Regions from separate parts of the Mus musculus genome. Here region 2 is linked to region 1. Evidence: chromatin loops called from intact Hi-C (ENCODE). Cell type or tissue: left cerebral cortex. All regions are shown on one strand. Each heading gives the region's core, and the rest is flanking DNA. Links, peaks and the distances in the headings are about the cores only.

Region 1 (7,766 bases), core at 1,568-6,567:
CTCACTGGGTTGATGCCAGCCTTGGATAGGTGGCCCTGGGATGTAAAATAAAGCAGGCTGAACCATCCACGAGGACCAAGCCACTAAGCAGCAACCCTCCTGGCCTTCAGTTCCTGCCTCCAGGTCCTTGCCTTGGGTTCCTGACCTGACTTCTCTCAGTGGTAGAGTATGACCCAAGAGTTGTAAGTTAAAATAAACCCTTTCCTCTCAAGTTTCTTTTGGACATGATGTTTTACCACAGCATTAGAAACCTGCATAAGATACCCCATGTTCTCACTCAGATACAGAGACAGATTGTATAATAGTCATTCCCAGAGAACGGCATGACTGGGGTGAAGGGACTGAGAAAGGCTGGTAAAAAAATCACAGCTAGATGGGAGAAATGAGTTAGCATCTGTCTCACATTATGGGCTAAAGGATTGATAATGACATAATCATTATACATTCTAAAATAAGTTTAACATAAGGTACTTCATGGGTTCTGTGCTTAAACTATTCCAATGAATTCTGTTGACCAAATATTTATGTAACTGGGGTTCAGGCTATTCTTGCTTCTCCATGACTCCTGAGTTACACTTCAACTCAGGCTGGCTGCAGGTGGATGACAGAAACAGGTGTAAGACCATATCCTAACATAAGTATGGGTGTTGTGTTAGTCATGTATGTCTTAGTCCATTTCCAGTTGCCAGTAACAGAGCTCTGCAGACTTGGAAACTTAGGACGAATAAAAGTTTACTTGGTGCACATCTCTGGAGACCAGCCTGTGTAAGGGCAAGCTTCTTTTTGGGGACTGATTTCACAGCCATTCATCATAGGAGGTCAGAGCAGAGAGCAAAGAGACTGTATTACTTTGTGTCAACCTGCTCACGGCGACAGTGACCTTAGTTCATTCATGTGCGCTCTCTGTGTAGACTTTCCATCAGGACTCATTTCTTACAATTTCTATGGTGGTAGCTGACTGTTTTTGAGAGGGCAAAGCCTTTGAACCAAATATTGCAGATGGACGTTTTGGCTTCTCCACGACCTTTGCACTCTTGTGTTTGATGTCCAAGACGACGCTCAATGTCTGGCTCCTTGAGACAGGAAAGTACTTTCTTAAGCAGCTCTGAACTTTTCTCCAGGGATCAAGCCCATCCTGGAGCTAGTTGGTTTTTTTTTTTTTTTTCTTACAGCAAGATCATGTGGTCCATGTAAGAGTGCAGTTTATGGTTAAGCTCTTTATTCTGTGAGCCAAAGCATGGTCTTCAGCATTTTAACACAGTTGCTCTGATCCCAGGGCACAGCTTCTTTATGAGGTCAAGACGAAGTTGCTGTCCAGGCCATGTGCGTCCTTCTTTTCAAGCCTGTCGTAGATGTTGACTCCTGTGTCTCAAGGTGACCCCAGTGCACACCGTGAAGGCGAACATACTCAAATCTGCGTACAAATTCATATTATTTTCTCCTGAGGAAGACTAATTCTAGCTTCCTCACAGATTAACCAAACAATGGCCTGAGAGATGATCCATTCAGTACTGCCCGACTTTAGAACTCACCAGAGATGTTTTGTGTGTCTCCCAGCCATCCCAGAATATTCAAATTGCTCCTCAGTTTAAATTAACAGACACGGCTTCCAGCAGTCACTCTCCTTGAAGAAGACTGACTCCATGACACTCGGGCAAGGACCTGGTGAAACAATAGGCCCGGCGTGGACAAGACAGACATGGTACACTCTGAGGGCAAGCTGGGGCACTCTTGAATGTCCCTTTCCTCAGGCTGAGGACATGAGGACATTGGTTGAGTTTGTTAAACACAGCAGCAAATGAGCTCGTTTGACTATTTTTGAAAGGTCAAAACGTATGAACCAAATATTGCACATGGATGTTCTGGTTCGTCCATGACCTTTGCCCCCTCGTGTTAAATGTCCAGGATGATGCTCAACGTGTAGCTCTGTGTGTAAGTCAGGTTTTAGTTACTATAAGAAATGACCGAGACCATCACCTTATAAAGAGAAAAGGTTCTCTGTTTAGAGGTTCAACCTTCTAAAGAGTTCAGAGGTTAACCCATGCTTTGGGGCTGTGTAGAAGTGGTTGATCAAGGCAGGTGCACACACTGGAGAAACCCCCTCTCATCTCTTGGCCAGGAAGAAGAGACAACATGAAGAGGGAGTCAGGGTGTGCTATTCCCCTCAAGGTCGACCATACCTTCAGTGATCCAAAGACTGTCCACCCATCATTAACATCAAATATCTCTACCACCTCCTGGTCTACCAGCTTGGGGACTAAGCCTTGGGCACTCAGGACTTTGGGGAACATACAAGATCTAACCCGTGGCAGACTTCAAGTCTTCAAACAGCCAGGTCTGTGAGGGAAGGTCACCAACTGTTTCCACCTCGATCTGCCAAAACTTCTTCATAATCTTAGAGTGACAAGGGAAAAATCAATGTGAGTGGGTGGTAAGAAGTTAGAGGTGGAGGCAGAAGTGTTGCTTCTGGTGCTACCTAGCCTTATATCACAGTTCAGTGAAATCCACGGCTACGTTCTCTCTCCTGTGTCATTTCTATATAGGTTATGAGCCAAAATACGTGCGCGTGTGCGCGGGCACACACACACACACACACACACACACACACACACACTCACCAAGAAGATAGCTGTGACTCTGGTTACAAATGTACTGTGAGCTTTCCTCCCCTCTGTGCAGATGACTATGTATTTTAAACCCCTCCAGTGAGCTATGTTTGGCTTTAAAAAGCTGGTGCTCCAAAAATAAGGCCTGGGCTGACTCACAAGTCCTGTACCCAGAAAAGAGGTGGTTGAGAAGGGGGGTGGTGGTGGCTGAATACAGTGGGAGCCCTGACCCAGGCCTGGCAGTTAAGGGCCTCAAGCTGGAGCCAGCCTTTGATATAGTTCTGTTGAAACACAGCCAGGTTCATCACGTAGGGACTCTCTAAGATAGATTTTTGGGGCTAACATGGCAGCAATTCAGACTGTGTTTAGCCTAAAATGATCAAATTTTATTATGTAACCCTCAGAGTTTGATTATATCTCTTTGCTCTCCTGACATGGGAACATATTTGTGTGTGTGTGTGTGTGTGTGTGTGTGTGTGTGTGTACATGAACTCATTTTAGTACCTTATGATGTAGTTTATAGTTTATGATTTTATTTCCAATTGCCTGATAAGGAAATAACTTCAGACAGACTATATAAGTATATGACCTTTCCATCCCTTGAACCTGTCCAGGATAAACTGGAATTCATAATCCCCAGGGCTTGTCCCTTCAGTTGAAGTTCTTAGACCTGCCTCTGTTGGTCTAGTACTATCCCAAGCCAGAGTTAAAGACCTCTAGAGAGAGAGTAAATCTGAACACATCTCTTGCTTCTGGGGAGGGGGTGTGTGGATCTGAGCTCCCCATTTGTAATATAAATGAGATGCTCTCATTTTAAAAACAGAATCCAAATCATTAACAACTTGAACTTACCACAACGTGTTTCAGTTACTACTGCTTCCCAATACTGCCATATATCCTTATATTAAAACTCCTCTGTGACCCCAGAGAGCCCGGGCAATACACCCTCTTAAAGATACGTGATAGATATGATCTTTAAAGATCATAAGGAGATGGCAGGCTGTCCGGGGGAGGGAAGGCTGCCTCATTCTCTGCTGCTTCTAGCTCTGTTTGTGTCTTTGCGGTTTCCCGGGTTGCCTCACATTGCAGCTGTGTGCTGCTAGGTCCAAACACTTGCTGAAAATCAAAATGCAAGTTTGCTCAGAATCTGGAGGGGGCTTGTGTCTATAAAATAAGGACAAAGAGAAGGCACTTACTTAGTTGGAGAAGACTCTTTTCTTTTTTCTCCCTGTTAATGGAGTGTGCTATTTTTAACTTCCCATCAGCCTGCAAGCGCATGTGCAGTAACTGGCCCAAACACATTTGAATGATGTCTCTGCGTCCCTCTGTGACATGGTGCAGAACCACAGCTCTGCACTTTGCATTTTTATTGTGATGAAGATATTTTATGACAGCATTTGAATCTTAACAAAGATGCCTGAAAATAAGTCATTTCTAGATGACTCGATGAAAGGAAGGTGACCCAGAATAACCTCCTTTCTGGTAACGGGCTGGACTAGGTCTGGGCTCCATGGCAGTGAGGCTAGTGGCTGCCACATTTGGAGCCTGGAGGTATTCACTCTTATCTGTCCTGTGATGCCTGCAACTCTGAGATCCAACCCAGTTCTCTGTAATCTTTTGTCTCTTTCTCCTTTCCTACCCCTGTTGTATCTATTGTCTGTGTCTTGTGTCTATTCATGTGCACATGTACACACACACACACACACACACACACACACACACACACACACCTGCATACTCCAAATTCCAGCCAACAGAAACATAGTTATAAAGATAATTGGAGGACCTGAAACTCTCAGAGAGAGGATTGTGTTGGAATCCAGAGACTCTAGAGGAGGAAACAACCCACAACTTTATGACCAGAGAGCATCTGGATGAAGATGGTCTTACTAGGGGAAGCTAGGTTCATGCCAAGACTTCCTGTAGCCACTGGACCAGAAGAGGGGTTGCTTGGAAGGAGCAGATGCCAACACATTTCCATAGACTTCCCAAACAGAGGGAAGAGAGGTCCCTTGACTTCTATCCCATCCTTCTGTGGTTCATTCTCTAATCAATGACTCCCAGTAGCTGGAACTCAGCAACCTACCAAAAAACTAGAAGACTTGTCTTTTATGGATGGTCTTGAAACACGGACAATTGAAAGGCTCCAGCTGGGTTGATTTAAGAGACAATAGTCAGAACACAAATCAAAACAAAACAAAAGATAAATGAACAAACAAACAAAGGTAACTTTGAGCAATACTCCTTTCTTTCAAACTAAGGCTAAAGCAAGTATCTCTTGTCCTGGGAAGATGCCCTCTTACACATACAACTGCCTCTACAGATGATACAATGTATCCCAGTGAAAACAGGAGAAAACAAAACTGGATCTGAGCAATGGGGAGATGGGGCACAGAGCCAGAGCCACGTGGGCTGTGCTAATGCCTAGGGAACAGACAGATGTATCAGCACAGCTTCCATATGAGCAGCTAGTGGCTTGGGGAAAAGGCTTTACAAAGAAGGGGATAGAATGCTCTAGCTGGCGAGCATAAAACATCATAGAGCAGAAAGGCTAGCCACGTCTGTTCTTTTATATAGAACCCACACGTTAAGCATGCTGCCTAGGCTGGCAGAGACAATCCCACCCACCAAGCTGTATTTAGGACAGCTACATATGTTGCCTGTCTGTGTTGCCCCAGTCCTCATTTGCTTGACCTTGGTTTTCTGATTCCAAAGACTTTGCTTTGATCCCTGCCTCTGGCTCACCTGGCCTGCTGTTCTGAGCAGATTTGGGTTCAGTGTGCATCTGGCCACCACCATCCTGGGATTCTCCACTTAGAGAAGCTCTCTGCTCTTGTTGCTGGGTTTGAACAAAGTTCCTCTGGCTTGGGTTGACACCCACCTGAAGATGTATCTGGGGAACACAGAAGCAGGGGTGCAGTAAAGAAAAGACTTTGCTGAGTGGCTCATTATGTGAGTAGGACTCTATGAGGATCCCATTGTGCCTTTCGTGGGCACAGTTGGGTGATATGGCGTGTCAAAGGCTTAACACGCTCTCTCCTTCACATGCACAGAGGACTCCACATTGATCTCCAGCATGTGCAAGCCGTTATCCAAATCAGCAGTGTCAGAAAAAAGCTGCTGCCACCCCACTCCACCCCACCCCCTTTTCCAATCCATGTCCACTTCCTATGCTCCAAGCATTTCTTTGTTAGTTTGTTACATAAAGACGTTAAATGGGCTGTACCTAGATACTAATTATTCCATTATTGGCTACTATTGTGGCTTCAGAGAATAATTCTTTCTAAGTCCCCCAACTCTATCTATATTTTTAGAAAGACCTAAGATTAATACCTTCTGCACCAGGTTGCAATAAAAAGGGTAGTTCCAGAATGAAATGATATTGTAAATGCTTGGGGGTCCCAATGACCACCAGAGTTACCACCATCAGAACCTCCTAAAATGGGCAGCAGAAATCATCTCCCTACAATTTCCCATAATAACATTACAGCTGGTGTGGGAGATTTTTTATTGCTACTTCATTCCGGACAATAAGAGAGCAGGGTGCCACATTTCATAAACCCTGTTTACCATCAGTCATTCTTAAATCTTCTATTCCGTTTGGGCATGAGTAGACTGTATAAAGACCACTCTTACATCTTTGTAAGATGGCACCAAGCATCTTTGACTCTCTTGTTCCATCCATCACCTTTGTATCCTATGTGTCCCCTATTCTCCAAGACCCATGCACAGGTTTATATTTTGGGTTCCTTAGGTCTCAGGTGTGAACAACTGAGGTGTTGAACGGCCCTCCCCCCATGGGTCTCCTAGAAATTCAGCTTTCTAAAGTTTCTAGGAAGAACCACACCCACATTCTTTAGGATTTTGAAGCAAAGAAAGAAATATTATTCATAAGAAAAATCTCAGCTGTGGCTCATCTTCTAAAATAGTTCTGCCATGCTGTCAGCTGAACTACATGTTGGTCGGCTTCTGGACAAATGCCATTGTTTTATGGTACACTGCTTACCATACAAGACACATGGCCATGCCCCAAGTGAAGGATCAAAAAAAATGCATTTGGGCTGTTAGAATATGAGTCTTGCATCAACACATCATTGTGTCCATTTGTACAATTTCACAGTTTATTGATGATCCAAGTGGCCCTGAACACTCTTGTAAAGAAAATGTAAAAACCCAATTTTTAGGGCAGGTTGAAATGAGTCATGCAAAAAGAAAAGAAGGGAGGGAGAAGGGAGACTCATATCTTTAGTCATGGCCCAGATCTGAGCCAGTAGCTATGAAGTAAACAGGCACATGGCCTGATTCCTGTTGTGGTTCCAGATCCTCTGAGTTACACGGTATGCAGCTTTTTCTCTGTAGATTTTTTTTTTTAATCTTCAAAATAGGGAGAGTTACACCCATTTATAAGATGAAGGTGTGTAGATTAATACACTTAGGCCATCCCTGAGCAGCTCACAAGGAATGTTACATGAGCATTCCCAGGGATCTGTTGTGTGAAATAACATGTGTTTATCCCTCAGGTTTTGTAATAGATGGCAGCTTGTCCTAAAGACAGGTGGCCTGACACTGGGCAAGTGCCATGTTCTTCTCTTCCTCCTCCAACCAGTGTCCCTCTAGTCCTGCCTGTCTGAACTACAGTTTCCAGTGCTGTGATGAAACACCACAACCAAAAGCAAGTTGAGGGTGGAAAAGGTTTATTTGGCTTACACTTCCACATTGTAGTCTATCACTGAAGGAAGCCAAGGCAGGAACTCACAGACAGGGCAGGGACCCAAAGGCAGGAGTTGATGCAGAGGCAATGGAGGATGCTGCTTACTGGCTTGTTTTTCGTAGATTATTCAGCCTGCTTATTATAGAACTCAAGACTACCAGCCCAGGGATGGCACTATACACCTCCCCAATCACTAATTAAGAAAATGTCCTACAGGCTTGCCTAGAGCTGGATCTGACTGAGGCATTTTCTCAGTTGAGAGTCCCTCATTTCAGATGACTTTAGTGTATATTCAGTTGATGTAAAACTGTCCAGTACAACTGACCCCTTGCCAGCTTGACACACAGACACATCACCGTTAAGCCACATTTTTCCTTTTCTTGTTCATCCTCAACATCACATATTGATAAAGATATAACAATATAAAACATTTTACAAACTTAAAATGC
Region 2 (7,766 bases), core at 966-5,965, 100 kb after region 1:
CAACTGAAGGAGATCAAAGGGATACAAACAGGAAAAGGAAGATGTCAAAGCATCCTTGCTTTTCCAATATTTGCAGATATGAATATTCTATACATACAAGACCAGTAAAAATACATTGGAAAACTTCTACAGCTGATAAACACTTTCAGCATTGTGGCATGATATAAAACACATAAAAATCAATGGTCTTTCTATATACCACTGACAAGCAGACTGACAAAAAGTCAGGGAGACAGTACCTTTCACAATAGCCTCAAAAATACCTTGGGATATGTCTAACCAAATAAGTGAAAGACTTGTATAACAAAAACTTTAAGACACAGAAGAAAGAAATTGAAGAAGACACTAGAAGACACTAAAAGATGGATGATCCAACTCATGGATCGGTAGGATTATTATTGTGAAAGTGGCCATCCTACAAAAATCAATCAACAAATTAAATGCAATCTCCATCAAAGTTTCAGCACAAATTCTCCACAGAAACTGCAAAAATAATCTTCAACTTTATATAGCAACAAACAAACACCACCCCCGCCCAAAAAAAAAAAAAAAACATAGCTAAAACAATCCTAGATAATAGAAGAAATTCTAGCAGTATCTCCATCCCTGACTTCAAGTTTCCCTGTAGAGTTATAGTAATAAAAATAACATGTTATTGTCATAAAAACAGACACATTGATCTAATTGAATTAAAGGTTTAGATATAAGTCCACAAACATACAGTCACCTGAGTTTTGACAAAGAAGTTCAAAATGCACACTGGAGAAAGACAGCATCTTCAAAAAAATACTGCTGGTGCAGTTGGGGGGCTCCATGAAGAAGAGTGCAAATAGATCCATATTTATCACCCTGCACAAAACTCAGTTCCAAATGCATCAAAGATCTCAACATAAGACCAGAGAACCTGAATCTGACAGAAGAGAAAACAGAGTAGATTTAAACTCCTTGGCACAGGAAAGGACTTTCTGAACAGAACACTCCTAGCCCAGCACTAAGACCAACAATTAATAAGTGGGACCTCATGACACTGGGAAGCTTCGGCCCCGCAAAGCCCACCATCATTTGGGGGAATGGAGCAGGCTTCAGAACGGGATAAGAGAAAACCTTTTTATTTATGCCTCAGATAAAAGATTAGTTTCTAAAATATACAAAAAACTCCCAACCATCATAAAAACAAATAACCCAGTTTTAAAATGGGGCACAGAACTAAGCAGAGAATTCACAGAAGATGAAACACAAATGGCCAAGAAACAAGGGCATCATCCTTAGTCATCATGCAAATGAAAATTAAATCTATTTTGAGACTTTGTCTTATACCCCGTAGAAATAGCCAAGATCAAAAAAGCAAATGGCACCTCATACTGGCAAGGATGTGGACAAAATGGGACACTATTCATTGCTGGTGGGAATCCGAAGTTGTATTGTCACTATGACCTGTGACCTCCGTAAGCTGTGAAATGATCAACCTCAAAATCCAGCTATAATAGCCACTCTTAAACATAGGACTCAGCATCCTACTACAAAGATACTTCTCATCCATGTTCATGGATTCTCTTCACTAAAGCCTAAATGTCCATGAACTGATGAATAGATGATGGAAATGTGTTACATTTACACAATGGAATATCATTTAGCTGCTAAGAAAAAAATAAAATCATGAAATTCTAAGGTAAATAGATAGAACTAGAAATAAGTACTTCTTGAGTGAGGTAACCCAGACACAAAAGGGCAATTAGTATATTTTTCTCTTATATGTAAATTCTGGACTTTATATCTTTGATACTGATACAGTCTGAATAAACATCACAGAGGTTAGGTACCTAATAAGGGACGGGGGGTTGGGGATGGAAAAGATGTCCAGGGAATCAGAAAATACAATGTACTTTTTGTGAAGAGACAAAGGGTAAACTAGAATGGAAGGGTTGAGCAGGGAGGGGGATGGAAGAGGAGCACAGAGGAGAGAGTATCAAGAGAGAGGCACAACTAACACTAAACCCTGTTTGATGGAAACCTACTGCTATAGAAGCTTCCTAAAATAGGTATACATGTGAAAGATTTCTAAACACAGTCACCAAGTAATAGGGAAAACGGTGCCACATCTAGACATGCCAAAAAAGTCAAGCCTCCAGTGTCAGGAGTGGGTTATATATCTCGTTGACTCTTGGACAAAGAGACCCTACAGAGATCCCCAAGCATCATAGGTGATTGCCAAGGTTGTTGGTTGATGTCTACAATGTGTTCATGATGTCCTGATGCCAAAGGCAACACTTACATCATCAAAAATGGAGACGTTTAGCTGGTATCTAACGAGAAGATTCACTTCTATTAACTATCATTTACCATATTAGAAAGCATCCTGTGTGATTCGGTCTACTTCGTGAAATGGAATCCATATTTGACATTGTTAATAAAGCCAAGAATCTGGGACTAGATAGGTCATAGTCTAGGGAAAACCTAATACTATAAAGAAACAACAATAAAATGGCACACTGCTATTCCCATATAGATCACTGCCTGTATCAGCCCTCATGAGAGAAGCTTCTATTGCAGTAGATGGGAACTAACACAGAGACACATAAACAGAAAATGTGAGGAGAGTAAGAGACTTTGGGAGACTCAGTGCTAAATGGGATGTCTTCATCAAATGCCTCCTCTCCAGCTTAGAGATCCATGAAGAAGAGGCAAAAAGATTGTAAAAGCCAGAGGTGATGGATGATTGGAAGTAAATGGTATCTAAGGGATACAAGACTGGTGCACCTATGAGCTTACAGAGACTGGGGGAAAAACACATAAGGCTGCAGTGGTTTAAGCCAAACAAGGTGCATTGGGAGAAGGAAGGAGACACAAGCTCTCATCCCTGGGTGAGAAGCTCCCTATAAGGGATTCCACCTGGCAAAGGAGAAGTCAGCTTTCTCCAAGGTTCTCCTGTTGGGTAGATCAGCCACATTTAGGGGAGGCTTCATGCCCAGAAGTGGTTGACCAACACAAAATGAACACAATGACATGTCTATAGGCTTTTTGTCTCATTTTGATTTGTTTGGGCTTTTCCCCTCACTCTGGATTTCCATTTTTGTGATTTTGTGGGGTAGGGATTGATTGTTTATTTTTATTTTAAAAACACAGAGCATGATCTCTGCTTGAGTGGAGAGGATCTGGGAAAAGTTGGGGAACTGGAAAATATGACCAAAATAGATTGTATGAAAACTCTTTTTTTTTTCTCCTAAATTAAAAAATGCGGTCTGATGACGGAATACAGGATTTTTTTTCTGCCAGGATTTCAAAAGCTATGTTTCAGAGTCTGTTATAATTATAGATCTCTGTTACGGGTTCTGAGATAACCAAGGCAACTTATAGAAGAAAAGGGTTATTGGGGGTTTGTGATTCAAGAAGGACTGGAATCCCATCACCATAACAACAGGGGAGCAGGGCAGCAGGAGCACTCAGGAGCGCATGCCTCAAACAGCAATCAAGTAATGGAGAGCGCAAACTTGGAATGGAGTCATTTTTGAAACCTCAAAGCTGACTCCCTAGTGACAAATTTTCTTCAGCAAGGTTATATACCTCCTGAGCCTCCCCAAACAGCACCACCAACTGGGGAACAAGTATTAAAATGTCTGACAATGTGGGGGTCATCTCATCTCACTCAAATTGCCCCATTCCACTCCATGGCTTTTATAGTCTTTGATAACAGCATGAAGCTATTATATACTATAATATATTGAGTCCAACTTCAGATGTCCCCAAAGTTTACAGTTCAGTGTTCAAAGTTTATACTGGCACTCAATGAAATCTCTTAATTATAACCCCCGTAAAGCCAAAGGGGGGAAAAACTGTATGATTCCAACCCTTAACAGCACAGAATTTACATCACCATTCTGAAGTGAAGGAATTGGGACACAGTGGGGGGGGAAACACTGGACTAAAGCCAGACCAAAACCTAGCAGGGCAATTATCAAGTTGTTTAGCTTTATGTCCAGTGCCAAATGGTTTCTACCCTCCTGCTGAAGACATGTGACACCACACTTAGCCTCTTTTTAACTCCGGATTTGACAGAATAATTGCACGTGTGCTATTTAATGCGTGCATGCATCGTGTAACCATGGAAGCAGAACAACCAGCCCCTCCATTGCCTCTAGCATCGATTGCTCCTTTGCATTTAGGGCGTTCAAACCCATCTCTTACAGCTCTTTATGAAATACATACTAAACTGCTGCAAACTGCTGCCACCCTCCTGTGCTTTATAATAGTATAATGTGTGGTTTTGTTTAGATTCCGAAGGAAGGCGCGGGGGGGGGGGGGGGGGAGGGGGAAGGGGATATAAGGAAGATGTTTTAAAGAGTTGATGTTGTTCAGTAAGTAGATGGTTTGAGGAAATGAGAAAAACCGCAACTATTCACTGTCTACTCTCAGTCCTTATTACTCATCCAAGATGAACCAACAATACTCCAGTGATATTAAAATGGCACCCAAGGCCTTTGAATATGACTTTGAATTAAGCTTTGAAATTTTTCCTAGCAACACATTTAATTAACTGGGATACTTGGTTTATATTAAATCCACATCAACTAATATTAAAAACATATATATCGAGGCTTAACAGCTTCAGGGGGCTCGGGGTCTGATTGTGATATTATTCACTGTAACATACAGATTCACTGAATCTTTACAAATTGAGCATCAGGGACTGTGCTACTCCTACTGATTTGGAAAGCAAAGCAGGGAAAGGAAGTTCTTGTATAGCCACGTTTATCCTCAGAACCGTGTTTAGAGTAAGTTTTGGAGAGGTTGGGGTGTTACTTTGACTATAGCATGCTCCTGTTCACTTCAAATGCTGGAGAGTAATTTCTCCATTTAAAGACTTTATTTTTCATTTTCTTTTAGCTGCGCTTGCCTTTTGTCTGCAATCATGTCTGCGTGAGGGTATTAAGATTCCCCGGAAACTCGAGTTACAGACAGTTGTGAGCTGCCATGTTGGTGCTGGGAATTGAACCCCGGTCCTCTGGAAGAGCATCCAGCTCTCTGAACCAATGAACCATCTTTACTAGCTCTGAGAGTCATTCCTGAATCCAGCACATGATGACCATAGGAACGATGGACGTAGGTCGTATGCTTTTCCAGTTCATAAGAGGAACTATGACCTCCTTAGTAAGCTCTGTGTAGTAAAAGGATCATCACAAAAATGCAGGTCTGAACTCAGAGAAAGTATTGGCAGGACAGGATCGGGAAACAACCTCACCAGTACTAACTGAGGCAGACTGGACATCACAGGAGGACTTGGGAAGATCACAGGACAGGGAGGACCTTGATAAAATAGGGAAAAGTTCAAAGACAGCCCCTCAGGGTTTTATCTAACAAATGTATTAGGCAGTAGTATATGTAATCTCTTCTCTAGGATTCAGCTTTCACAATACAAGCCTTCTAACAGAATCCTTGACTATTGATTAATTTCTTTCTATTATCAGGTTCATATATTGTCATCACCCATCATTTATCTTCTTCTGTAATCATTATAGCATGCTGTAGATATTAAAAGATTGGATTGAAGAAGGAGTAGAGGCTGGAAATAGGAAAATTTCAGATTGAAAATTTCTCCTTGAGCCCCATGATCCCTGTCAGGTAGTCTTTGACTTGATCCCTGGGACAATGCTTGGATTTTCCTAATGAACCATCATGAACCCTCTTCACAATGGATACCATTACCTTGATTTGAGGTTAATGTTGGTTATAAAGGCCCAATTTCTGGCCTTGTGTCCACCTACCAGCACCTCAAAATGTCAAAACACATGATGTAGCAAAGCACTGCAGGTCAACGGTCAGCTGTCTTCTTGACTGACTAGATACCCTTCAGGAGGCTGTCCTAGATGCACAGGATTCTTAATAGCGTCAGTATCCGTTCCACATCCTGAATGCTAATGTCCCGAAAGACCCAAAGTCCTAAGTCCTGAATATCACTGTCACTATGATGACAATCCCAAAGTTTAAAGCCCTGAAAGCCACAAGCAACTCAATGAGAGAGAGAGACAGAGACAGAGAGAGAGAGAGAGAGAGAGAGAGAGAGAGAGAGAGAGAGAGAGAGCACCCATATGGGAAAACATTCAACCTTTGTCTTTTTAGGTCTAGGTTATGTCACTCAAAATGATTATTCCTGGCTCCATCCATTTACCTGTGAATTTCATAATTTCTTTTTTCTTAACAGCGGAATCTAATTCCATTGCGTCCATCTACCACATTTTCATTAACCATTCATGAGTTAATGGACATCTTGGCGGCTTCTGTTTCCTGGCAGTTGTGAATAGGACAGCAATGAATATGAATGAGTAGGTATAGCTATGGAGAAATGGAGAGTCTTTTGGGGATATGCCCAAGAGTGTTATAACCAGATTATGTGGTGGGTCTATTTATAGCTTTGTGAGGAAGCTCCATACGGATTTCCATACTGGCTGTGCTGATTGTACTATTACCTGCAGAGAGTTAGTGTTCCCCTGTCCCTAAACCCACACCAGCATTTATTGTCTTTCGTTTTAGCCATTCTTACTAGGGTAAGATGAAATCTCAATGTGCTTTCAATTTGCATTTCTCTGATGGTAAAAGATGTTGAAAAAACTTAATGTTTCTCATCGGTTTGTGTTTCATCTTTGAGAACGGTTTTGCCCATGTGTTATATATACTCTGTGTTTTCTGTTATAACCCATGTATCAATTTTGTTGGTTTTGTTCCTTGATGTTTAGTTTTGGATTTTTTAATTTCGTCTAGAAAATAACTCTGTCAAATACATAGGTAAGAAAAAGATTTTCAACTGCCTCTTCAGTTGAATTATGATGGTATTGTTGGCCTTTGTGCTCGGATGTGAAGGTGCCCTGGACTCGGAGGCCCAGGCATCATATAGCTCTGAGGTTGGACAGTGTCCCAATGGAAAGTTATCCTGAGGCACGGAAGCTCAGGAACCACATAGCTCTGAGAGGAAGTCTCCTCAGCAGAGGCATTGCAGCTCCCAAGGGAGGCTATGCCCAGCTGCGCTGAGGAGGGCAGGAGCCTCAGCTCAGCTCCTTCTCTTCTTCTCTTCACTGCTTCTTGTCTTCTTCTAGTAAGAGTTACACCAGGCAGCAAATCTCATAAAAGAGATTTATTAGCGAGTCCAGGGAGGAGACGTACGAATCCAAGAATGGCTGCCGATGCTCCCAGGAGAGAGCAGACAACAGTGGGGGAAATGGACAAAGTGTAGCGCTTATATAGGGGTTATTGGGAGTGGAGCTTTCGTGTGTGGAGATTTCCAGGGTGAGAGTTGGTGGGATTTCCAAGTCCTGAGCTTGAGGGAGCTCAGGGAGTGGTGGGTTTTCCTGTTCAGGGATTGGTGGGTTTCTGTGGGAAGTTCAGGGATTGGTGGCTTTTGTTCAGACCTTTCACCTAAAATTAGCATAATCTGGGGAGAGTCCTGTTGAGAGGCTGGAGATGGATGACCTTTGTGACATTTACAGAGGCTGGGAAAGCTGCCACCATGGCAATTAGGGCGGTCTAGGGGAGGGGCCTGGCTGTTGGTGTTCCTTGGGGGGTGGGGTAGCCTGGCCACTTTCCTACTTTGAGGGTTACAAAGTATACAGAGTATACAAAGTATACAAAGTTTACAAAGTTAACAAAGTTTACACAGTATACAAAGTTTACAAAGGGATTCCACAGGAGGGAAAGCTTTTTCTGATTCTTAAGAGGCCCAAATAACCCGCAGGCGTACTTTGCTGTATAGAAGCTTTTAAGTTTCATGAGGTCACATT

What was found. Peaks named below come from ENCODE experiments on the same cell type or tissue, not always from the same donor. Only the 100,000 strongest peaks of a DNase experiment are listed, where the experiment ranks them.
Region 2: a loop joins it to region 1, with 6 times the contacts of the local background. A loop is called at or near these places in 2 of 42 quality-filtered maps.

Annotation. Positions count from the first base shown.
Region 1 is chr8:24,211,825-24,219,590 of GRCm38, reverse strand. No RefSeq gene overlaps it. Among named protein-coding and RNA genes, the nearest start is that of Gm30633, 170 kb to the left of the region's middle. In left cerebral cortex, for the core only: no CTCF peak of the experiment used is centred there; DNase peaks (open chromatin) are centred at 2,715, 3,699, 3,853 and 5,094; H3K27ac peaks cover 4,732 bases.
Region 2 is chr8:24,110,110-24,117,875 of GRCm38, reverse strand. No RefSeq gene overlaps it. Among named protein-coding and RNA genes, the nearest start is that of Gm51564, 69 kb to the right of the region's middle. In left cerebral cortex, for the core only: no CTCF peak of the experiment used is centred there; a DNase peak (open chromatin) is centred at 3,326; H3K27ac peaks cover 112 bases.